Regions from separate parts of the Homo sapiens genome. Here regions 2 and 3 are each linked to region 1. A link is a contact called in ENCODE Hi-C or POLR2A ChIA-PET data. All regions are on one chromosome and are shown on one strand. Each heading gives the region's core, a stretch centred on a gene start or an enhancer-like site at or near the end of the contact. The rest is flanking DNA. Distances are from core to core; before and after follow the strand shown. Region 1 holds the start of HLX (H2.0 like homeobox). Region 2 has its middle 31 kb from the start of LINC01655. Region 3 overlaps LINC01655 (long intergenic non-protein coding RNA 1655).

Region 1 (2,792 bases), core at 217-2,716:
CGCAAAACCTCCGCCCCAAGGTGGCCCCACTCTGCCCGCTCATCTAGGCGGTTTTGTTTATTATTTACATTTCCTGGGTGAAATTTTTACTAGAAATCAGATAAGTGCGAAAGTGTTTCCCAAAAATGCTTTAGCTGTCAGAAAATATAATTCTGTCTCTAGATACATTATTAAAGAGATCAAAGTCATGTTAGCAGATAATTACACCAACCACTTTTATAAATATTGATTCTAAGACGTGTTTTTAAAGAATCCCTGGAGTCATTTTTTGTTTGTTTTACATAGAACAGGTGAGTTTTAGACCTAATGTTTTGTAGTTTTCTTACAATTCGTTTTCTTCTCTCCCGTTTTACCGATTTGTCCTTAATTGTAAAAACACTCAAAGGCACCCCAAGCCAGCCCGGGGTCCGGGGAGTGGGTCAGTGGTCAGAGGCCTGCAGCCTCCCGCCCAAGACCTACCTCTCAGCGTGTTGCCTTCTTTGACTTTTGGGTCAAATTCTGCAGATAAAATGCGGTCAATTCCAAATTTGAGGTCTTTGCTGGAGGGGGCCGGGGCAGAGCCACTGTGGTGGGGGTTCGGAACCACTCGCGTCCCCGAGGCCGGGGGCTGCAGGGCGCCAGCCCGGGGCGGAGGCGGAGGCTGTTGCTGCTGCGGCTGTTGCTGCTGCTGTTGTTGTTGCGGGTGATGGTGGTGGTAGGCGGCTGAGAGCGGAGACAGCCGCTGCGGGAAGCCAGCCGGGACTTCGGAGGGCGCCACCACTGGGGTGGGTCGAAGCGGGGATCTGGCCGCCGCTTGGAAAGAGGCGTGCGGGTGAACCGAGCCCAAGTGCGCGGTGAGGGCGGCGGCCGAGGCCCCTGCCAGGCCCTCCGGGGCCGCCCCCAGATCCCCCACGCCGGCGTGCAGAATGTCTGCGATGCAGAAGGAGGGCTTTTTGACGGCGGCGGGGTCCAAGGGGAAGGAGCAGCCGCCTGGGCCGGCCGAGGAGCAGTAAGCGGCCGACCAGAGGCTGAAGTTGGAGGCGTAGAAGGGAGCCAGCCCGGCTGCGAACATCCTGCCGGGGTGAGCCGCGCGGCTGCCGCAGTCCAGCCGGACTGGGTGGGTGGGCGCGCGGGGAGGGGCGCGCGAGTCCCGGAGAAGGCGGCGGCAGCCGAGGACGATCCGCTTTCGCTTCTCCGCCCGCACTGAGGAAGAGAGGCCGGGAGCCCTAGCGCCACCGAGGGAGGAGGCGAGGGCCGGATCTCGGCCGGTCACCGCCTCGCTCCCTGGCCTCGCTTTAAAGGCGGCGCGGCGCCCGCACTCCTCGCGGGCTGGATGAGAGCGAGGGGCGCTGGGGCCGCAGGGCGGGCGGGGGAGCCAGGGAGACGGGAGCCGGACACCGCAAGAAAACCCAAATAGCTAAGCCCTAAGAGCTAAATTTAAAACAACAACAATAATAGTCCGTTAGTTAGGGGGGGGGAAAAGTAATAGAAAAAAAAAAAAACTCGTCTCTAAAAACTCCCAAAGTTTTGGCAGGAGCTTTCGAGTCAGGCCCGGGGTAGGACCTCGATCCGAGCGCTCATTGGTCATCCTCGTGACCAATGGGAGCGGGGAGTGGAGGGGAATTAGGAACAAGGGGGCCTGGCCGGACCCTAGCCACGCCCCGGCCACGCCAAAGTTTTTGCTGCGGCCGCGTGGGCTTAGTAGCGCACATCGCAGTGCTTCTTGCTACTCTGCGTAGGGGCCAGGCAGCCGCTCCGGAGGGCTCTGACTCTCTTCTAACTTCTGCAGCTCCGAACCGCCACGGGGCAAGGAGGGTTGATCACAGGAGCTTTCCTGAAGCGCTTGTCACCCGGGGCGAGTTGGGGGCGTGGGGAAGGGACGGTAATCTCACTCTTTAGGGCTCTGCAAAGCCCGCCTCCCGGTGGAGAGCGGAGCGCGCTTTGGCCCCTTTGCTTCCCTTCTCTTGACCTCATTCTGCTTTTATTCCAGGAGTCCGTGTCCTCGGCAAAGCCCCTCATCTTTCCTGGGCCCTTGCCCAAATGTTGCCGCCCTGAGTCCCGGCCCAACTCAGCACCGCGTCCGCCTCGTGCCTCCCAGGAGATCCTCCGGGAAGCGAGGAGGAGGGGCGGCCGCAAATTGGTTTTATTCTGAGCTGTCACACAGTGACAAATTGAACGAGTGACTTTTCAAACAAAATAAGACGGATGGCTCCAAACGTCTCTCTTAGACGCAGCCAAACCTTTCCCCGGAGCCTCAGAGGCTACAAAACAGGCTGCCTCCCGAAACCCGGGAGAGCGGCACGCGCTTCCATCCTTTGCAGGAGGTTGTAGGAAATGTTAGCCTCACCCCTCCACCACATCTCCGGATCACGTGGGGTTCGTTGTTTTGCAAGTGCCCACAAGAGCAGATTTCCGTGGGGTTCAATACTGCTTTCAATTCTGTGACAGCTTCCCCAGGAACCCCTTGGGCCTGGTTGCAGGAGGAGCTGCGTGGTGGTCAACGTCTTCCATTCGTGCCTTGGGTCTTTAGAACGCAGGGTAGTGGTGGTGGAGGTTTTGTGCAACATCGACATATCTATTTTAAGAATTTCTTCTCTTTAAATTATAGTCAGAATGAATTTCCCCACCCCTCTCCCAAACAAACCACAGGCCACCCAGATGAGCTGTTCTTGCACATTTTCAGGAAGAAAATAAAATAATACGAATAATGAAACCACGAAAACTTTTGTTTTCGATTGCCCTAATAAGCATCTCCTAACAGGGATTCTGTGACATTTTTATTTCCCTTCAGCACGAAGGCTCCTCACCAAATA
Region 2 (2,704 bases), core at 129-2,628, 930 kb before region 1:
ATGGTGTCAAGCACTGTAAAACAAAAGGGGGTGCAAAAGTGAGGAGTTCTCAGTTCAGTGTGTCTTTGAGTAAAGACGGGACTAGGAGTAGATCCCAGATGTGCTAACAACAGTTCCAGTATGATACCGTATCTCTGGAGATCAAAGCAATTATCCCAGCATAAATTTAGGAAAGACTTCTGAGATGAGGACACTTGAAAGCAGTGGAGGCCAAATCATCTTTGATCACAAGGAGAAAAAGAGAGAGGGCATTCCAGAAAAGCACATGCTAAAGCATGGAGAAGTCAATGAGTCCCACATGTTTGTGATTGTGGCAACATAGATCATGGTAAAGGTGGGGGCAAGAGGACAAAAAAGGTCAGAGGCACAGTGACAAGAAGTGAGGCTGTAAAATAAGTCAGTTTCTATTGCAAAGTCTTTGTATTCCATTCAAAGGGCTTCAGCCTGTCCTACAGGAATGAGGAAGCCAGGGAATGTCTTAATAGATGCCATTTATATAAACCCATATTTCTGGTATAACTGGTGGCAGAGGAAATGGGCTGGAAAAGATGAGAGCCTGGAATGGGAAATGACTAAAGTCATGACATAAAGACATCGACATGCATAGATTTTGTGGTTAAACACATTTTTTAAACAGAGGCAGAAAGAAGAAAGTGTATGGCAGAAATGACCAGAGACCGCAGATGAGCTCATGGTGGACAGTGATGAAGTTTGAAGCCAGGGTAGCTGTCATTGCAGAGAATGAAACATGGCCAAGAACTTCCTAAATATTAGACTAATGTCATTATTTTTTCCTTACCTATGACAGCTGATGAGCCAGTGTGATCTATGATCTTTCTGGGTATTTTATTAAGTTTTCATCACTGTGCTGCCTTTGCAATCCACTAGCCTCAGGGAACATTTGAGACTTGAATTTGAAAATGACATTCACAAAATTAGATATTCTTCATGTGTGTGTGGTGTGTGTGTGTGTGTGTGTGTGTGTGTGTGTGTGTGTGTCCTTTTTTTTTCTTTTCCTAGCTCCAAACTGTCTTCAAAGGGTTATAAAGAATGGGGTCTTTGAGTCCTTTAACCTTTAGCTATGAGATAGCTAATTTTTGTTCCCCAAGCAAACATGTCAGAAATGACTCCCTGTTTCTTTATTATTTGCAAATATATGTTCTTTTATTCCACCCCCTTTCCCCTTGGGAATGAAGGGCCTCCTTGGATGGGCCTTAGGCCCAGGCTCTCAGAAAGTTAAGAAGGCTTTGGAGGGTGTTCTGAGGGCAGATAAATGGACAAAATAATGGTGCAAGGAGACCGTGTTGGAGAAAATTCAGTTAGGCAAGAAGCACCGAGGAGTTCGACCCGGGAGGAAGTCCAGTGAGAGCTCTGGCAATGTGAAACCAGGAAGTGACCTTTAGTTAATCAAGTACCGAAGATGAGAGGGCAGACATAAGACTCAGACAAAAAAAAAGTGATAAAAATCATTCTGAAAAGGGAAATTCTAGTTCTTTGTTCTCTCTTCTTATCATATAATTTCTCAGGCTCTCTCTGTATCGCCGGAGGAACATGAAAAATTTAATTAATGACTCGAACATTTTCATGTAGGCAGAGGTTTGGTTTCCTGTAGATAAGACATCTGGTTAATCAAGTGAACTTTCTCCTTTTCATCCGTGTTATGACACTTGTATATTATGTGGCCACATGGTATTTACTAGCTCACTTCCATCTCTATAATTTGCTTTGCTCCGTGTTATTTGATCTGGACCAGCAACTTTAAGACATCATGTCTACCTCATCAGCTATGTCTGCTCCCAACCAAAACCAACTGTGGGCCTCTGACACCTTCATATTGTTCGTAGCTTGAGACTCTAGCCCCTCCCTCTAGCCAGCCTTATGCTTTCTTCCTGCTTTAAATTCTTGCTTTCAACCTTGCCCACAATTGGGATTTTGCTGTAGGTCACACTAAGACCACAACTCATGATGTGCTGTTCAATGAGCAGAGTTTCCTGTGGTCTCCCAGATGACACTTGAGCATGTCTCACCATGCCATGGATGATTTCCCAAATCCAAGTCGGGGACATTTCTAGAACCTCATGACATAGGCAGACCCCCTACTGCTGGCTCTTCCAATTGTAAACATGTAAGTCATGCCACAACCCACTTAGCAAATATCTCAGTGGCCTCAGGGCTGTGCCCTTGAATGGATTACACTGCTCTTGGATGTTCCATAGGATAAAAAAATCACAAGAGAAAAAGAAAAAGTCTGGAGACTTGGAGAACAAAATGCCATAGAAACAAGTCTCTTCACATCAGGAGCTCTATAGCTGAAATCTGCTTCCTTCAACTCCCAACCCAATGCCCTATCCTCAGCTGCCAATCCAGCAAGAACACATTTGTACAAATGTGATGTGGGCTCACTCCTTGGGTGGAACTTGCTAGAAATCTCAAGCAGTGAACAGTTTCTGAAAGCTTAAGAATACCCATTTTAACTTTACCTCAAAAAGGTTAAATGATAGAGTAACACGGACAGAGAACAGACTCTAGGAAATGTGCAAGAAGTAAGCTCTCTTTCTGTTTTATTCAGATATGAGTTTTCATTTCACCAGCCCCCAGTGGATCTGATCCAATGACCTAGAGATTCATGAGGCTGAAATTACCTTGGTGAACAACATGATCTTTCTAGGATTCCAGGCATTCCTGGTACTAAAAATCCTCCTAA
Region 3 (2,975 bases), core at 296-2,795, 950 kb before region 1:
ATGCGTCAACATAGTAGACCCTGGCACACATTAGGAACTCAATAAATGTTACTTTTCTTATTTATTGGGTAAGATCCAAGTGCTTTATCCGTGAAGTACACCTTTCTGTAAATTTAGTTATACTGTCCATTCTCAAGAATTGATTTTAGGGCTGGGCACGGTGGCTCATGCCTCTAATAACAGCATTTTGGGAAGCCAAGGCTAGGAGTTTGGGACCAGCCTGGGCAACATAGTGAGACCTCATCTCTAAAAATGTTTAAAAAGTAGCTGGGCGTGGTGGTGGGTGCCCATAGTCCTAGCTACTAGGGAGGCTGAGATGGGAGGATCCCTTGAGCCCAAGAGCTTGAGGCTGCAGTGAGTTATAATTGCAAAACTGCACTGCAGCCTGAGTGACAGAACAAGACTCCAACTCACACACACACAACAAAGTTTTTGCTAAACAGAAGAGAGATTTTGGGGATATCTGGCAATAAAAGGAGAAAATACTCCAGGGGAGATGGATATGGGAAGGACAGAGTGGGACACCTAAGAGAAGCCCCACATGATTTTCCCAATATTGCCTGGGCAGCCCTAGGAGCTGAGGGATGGGACAAGGAGATACCAGCAGCCTGCAGAAAGCTGCAGAGCTGAACTTGCACACACACCATCCACGGACACCTGAATGCAGCCCATGTTTATGCCATAGCATGTGCTCTCTCTTATAAGCCTCATGCACCCGCTATGTTCCTTTAGCAGGAAAGCCATAGATTATTTTTCCAGTGAGTGGCCATTTGGAGGGAGATGTGCAGGTATTCGGTTTACAACCTCTCCCTGCTTGTTGCACAGCATAGGAAGGTGTGGAATGTATGATGGCACAAATAGTAGAACCTCCTCAAAATACTCTGAAACCTTCATCCTTTGCAAACCCAGAGGCTCCTTCCATCCTCCACTATTCTCTTTCAAAAGTCAATTATTTTAATCATAGCAAAGCTTTCTTGACCCCATATGTGTCCCAACAACCAAATGACAGTCTCAACAACATTTACCTGTTAGCTATGGATTCTAGTCTAAAAGGACTCATGTTGCTTTCATCTTCCTAGATCCAGTGCCTGGCACAGTGAAATAATTCAAAAATGTTTGTTGAACCCTTCGGTGATTTTACTATGTGCAGAAATGTATATCAAAATATTCATTGAAACATCTCAGCCCTGGATCTAAGAGTGGGTTAGGTGTAGGAAGAAAGGGTAGTGTACCAAAAAAAAAAAAGTAATATATGGTTTCTGTCTTCTAGAAGTTAAAAGCACATATTCAAAAGACAGGTAAGTAGCAACAGGCATGGTATGGTTAAACACTAAAATTAGTCATTTACATATTATCTGTTTTTCTCATACCCTCACTGTGCATTAGAAGCTTTGTAAAAACTACAGATGCCTGCAGTTCACACACAGAGATTCTGATTAGGTCTGTCTAGTCAGAGTCTACATTTTTAAACAGTCCACAGGCGATTCACATGCGTATCCAGGATATGAATCACTGTAACAAGTGCTAGAGAACAGAATTAAAACAGCTACCAGCAAGAACCAGAGTGGGGGGAGGAGTCTCACGGCACGATTGGAACCTCTTTTGAACCCTGAATCATACAGAGAATTTGGATTGTAGGGATGGAGAGGGGAGAGCCTTCTGGTTGGGAGGAAGAATTGAAGACATTGTGAACAAAGGAGGTTGAAAATTAGGGAGAATTAGGGAGCTATTGTTTAAAGGATACTGAATTCCAGATAGGAGGAATAAGTTTAAGAGATCTATTGTACAACATGGTGGCTAACCACAATGTATTGTGTACTTGAAAATTACTGAGTAGGTTTTAAGTGTTTTTGCCACAGGAAATGATGTGTGTGAGGTAAAATGTATGTTAATTAGCTTCATTTCCCCGTTCTATAATGTATATATGTTGTACCCCATACATGTATATTGTTTTTTATTTGTCAATGAAAAAAGCAAATTAAAAATGCCAATGTTAATTTAAAAAAAAGAGTTGAAAGTCAAATGGATACCTATTTGCTTAGTGGCAACCACATCTCAGAGTAAGGTGCAGAGGTGCCCATGTGAAGATGGGCACTGGTTGAGGTAGCACCACCTGCCTACCTGATGGCAGAAAGAATATCCTTAATGACCAAAGGAAGGCCACAGAGGGAAGGTAGGCTTTGGCCATGTGAAACCAAAGAAAATGGCTGAGGTGACTCAATCAATCTAGAGATTTATTCTGCCAAGGTTGAGGACGCACCCAGGAAAAAGGAACACCTGTGATTTGTGCTTTTTCCAAAGAGGGTTTGGGGTCTTCAACGTTTAAAGGGGAAAGAGTAAGCAGTTGGGGAAAGAGGAAAGAAAAAATAAAAAGGGAAGAATACATAAAAGAGGCAAGCAATGGCATTCTTTTGAAGCTAGATCCGTGTTCACTGAATCCACATTTTAAATGTGAAAAGAGGGGACAGAGGAATAGTCAACTATGCATTGGCTCCAGCTCAATGAATCTGCATTTTTAGGTAAAATAAAGTAAACATAGAGTAAAGGAAGCATTCAAATATGTATTTGTCTCAGGTGAGCAGAGGGATGACTTCTAATCCTGTCTTTGTTCTGTACCTATGAAGATAAGCTGTTGATTTACATTATCAGGGTGAAATTCAACAGAACTCTGTTTTAGGGTAAAGATCTTGGGGTGCACAGAGAATTTTCTTGTGAGTGAATTGTGAGGGAGGGCCCCTGGGGAGGCCTGTAACCTTCTACCTTTGTAGCTATCTATTTAGGAACAAAATGAAAGGCAGTTTTGGGTGACTCAAGCTTTTTTTTTCCCCTTTGGCATAGTGAGTTTGGGGTCCTGAAATTTTATCTTCTTTTCACAGCCATAGCCTGGGAAGTAGGACCCCTTTCTTTGTACCTGCAAAACAGCTGTGGATGGCTACAAAAATGGTCTTGAAAAAATGTTGAGATAGACAAAGAAA

What was found. A loop is a pair of places that touch in the nucleus more often than their neighbours do. ChIA-PET counts read pairs that join two places held with the same protein, here RNA polymerase II (POLR2A). Pooled maps may share reads with other maps.
Region 2: a loop to region 1 is called in a pooled map, with 4 times the contacts of the local background. The contact joins the enhancer-like site here to the promoter of HLX in region 1. A Hi-C loop is called at or near these places in 1 of 168 maps with a recorded cell type or tissue (B cell) and 1 of 50 pooled maps. POLR2A ChIA-PET finds 5 or more read pairs at or near these places in 2 of 52 experiments (AG04450 and common myeloid progenitor, CD34-positive).
Region 3: a loop to region 1 is called in a map of endothelial cell of umbilical vein, with 11 times the contacts of the local background. The contact joins the enhancer-like site here to the promoter of HLX in region 1. A Hi-C loop is called at or near these places in 1 of 168 maps with a recorded cell type or tissue (endothelial cell of umbilical vein) and 3 of 50 pooled maps. POLR2A ChIA-PET finds 5 or more read pairs at or near these places in 3 of 52 experiments (AG04450, common myeloid progenitor, CD34-positive and endothelial cell of umbilical vein).

The regions. Positions count from the first base shown.
Region 1 is chr1:220,878,117-220,880,908 of GRCh38, reverse strand. It overlaps HLX (H2.0 like homeobox), which reads right to left and starts at 1,466. Exons shown (of 4, transcript NM_021958.4): 1 at 460-1,466. The coding sequence starts at 1,051. HLX-AS1 (HLX antisense RNA 1) reads left to right here and starts at 769. Exons shown (of 3, transcript NR_046901.1): 1 at 769-1,060. RefSeq lists an enhancer at 133-741 and a silencer at 1,860-1,909.
Region 2 is chr1:221,808,510-221,811,213 of GRCh38, reverse strand. No RefSeq gene overlaps it. Among named protein-coding and RNA genes, the nearest start is that of LINC01655, 31 kb to the left of the region's middle. Within about 2 kb of position 1,378, at least 5 of the 41 ENCODE cell types and tissues checked have a DNase peak (open chromatin) inside an H3K27ac peak, as active enhancers do.
Region 3 is chr1:221,828,386-221,831,360 of GRCh38, reverse strand. The region is part of intron 3 of LINC01655 (long intergenic non-protein coding RNA 1655); the gene reads left to right. Among named protein-coding and RNA genes, the nearest start is that of LINC01655, 11 kb to the left of the region's middle. Within about 2 kb of position 1,545, at least 6 of the 41 ENCODE cell types and tissues checked have a DNase peak (open chromatin) inside an H3K27ac peak, as active enhancers do; they include endothelial cell of umbilical vein, where a contact is called at or near this core.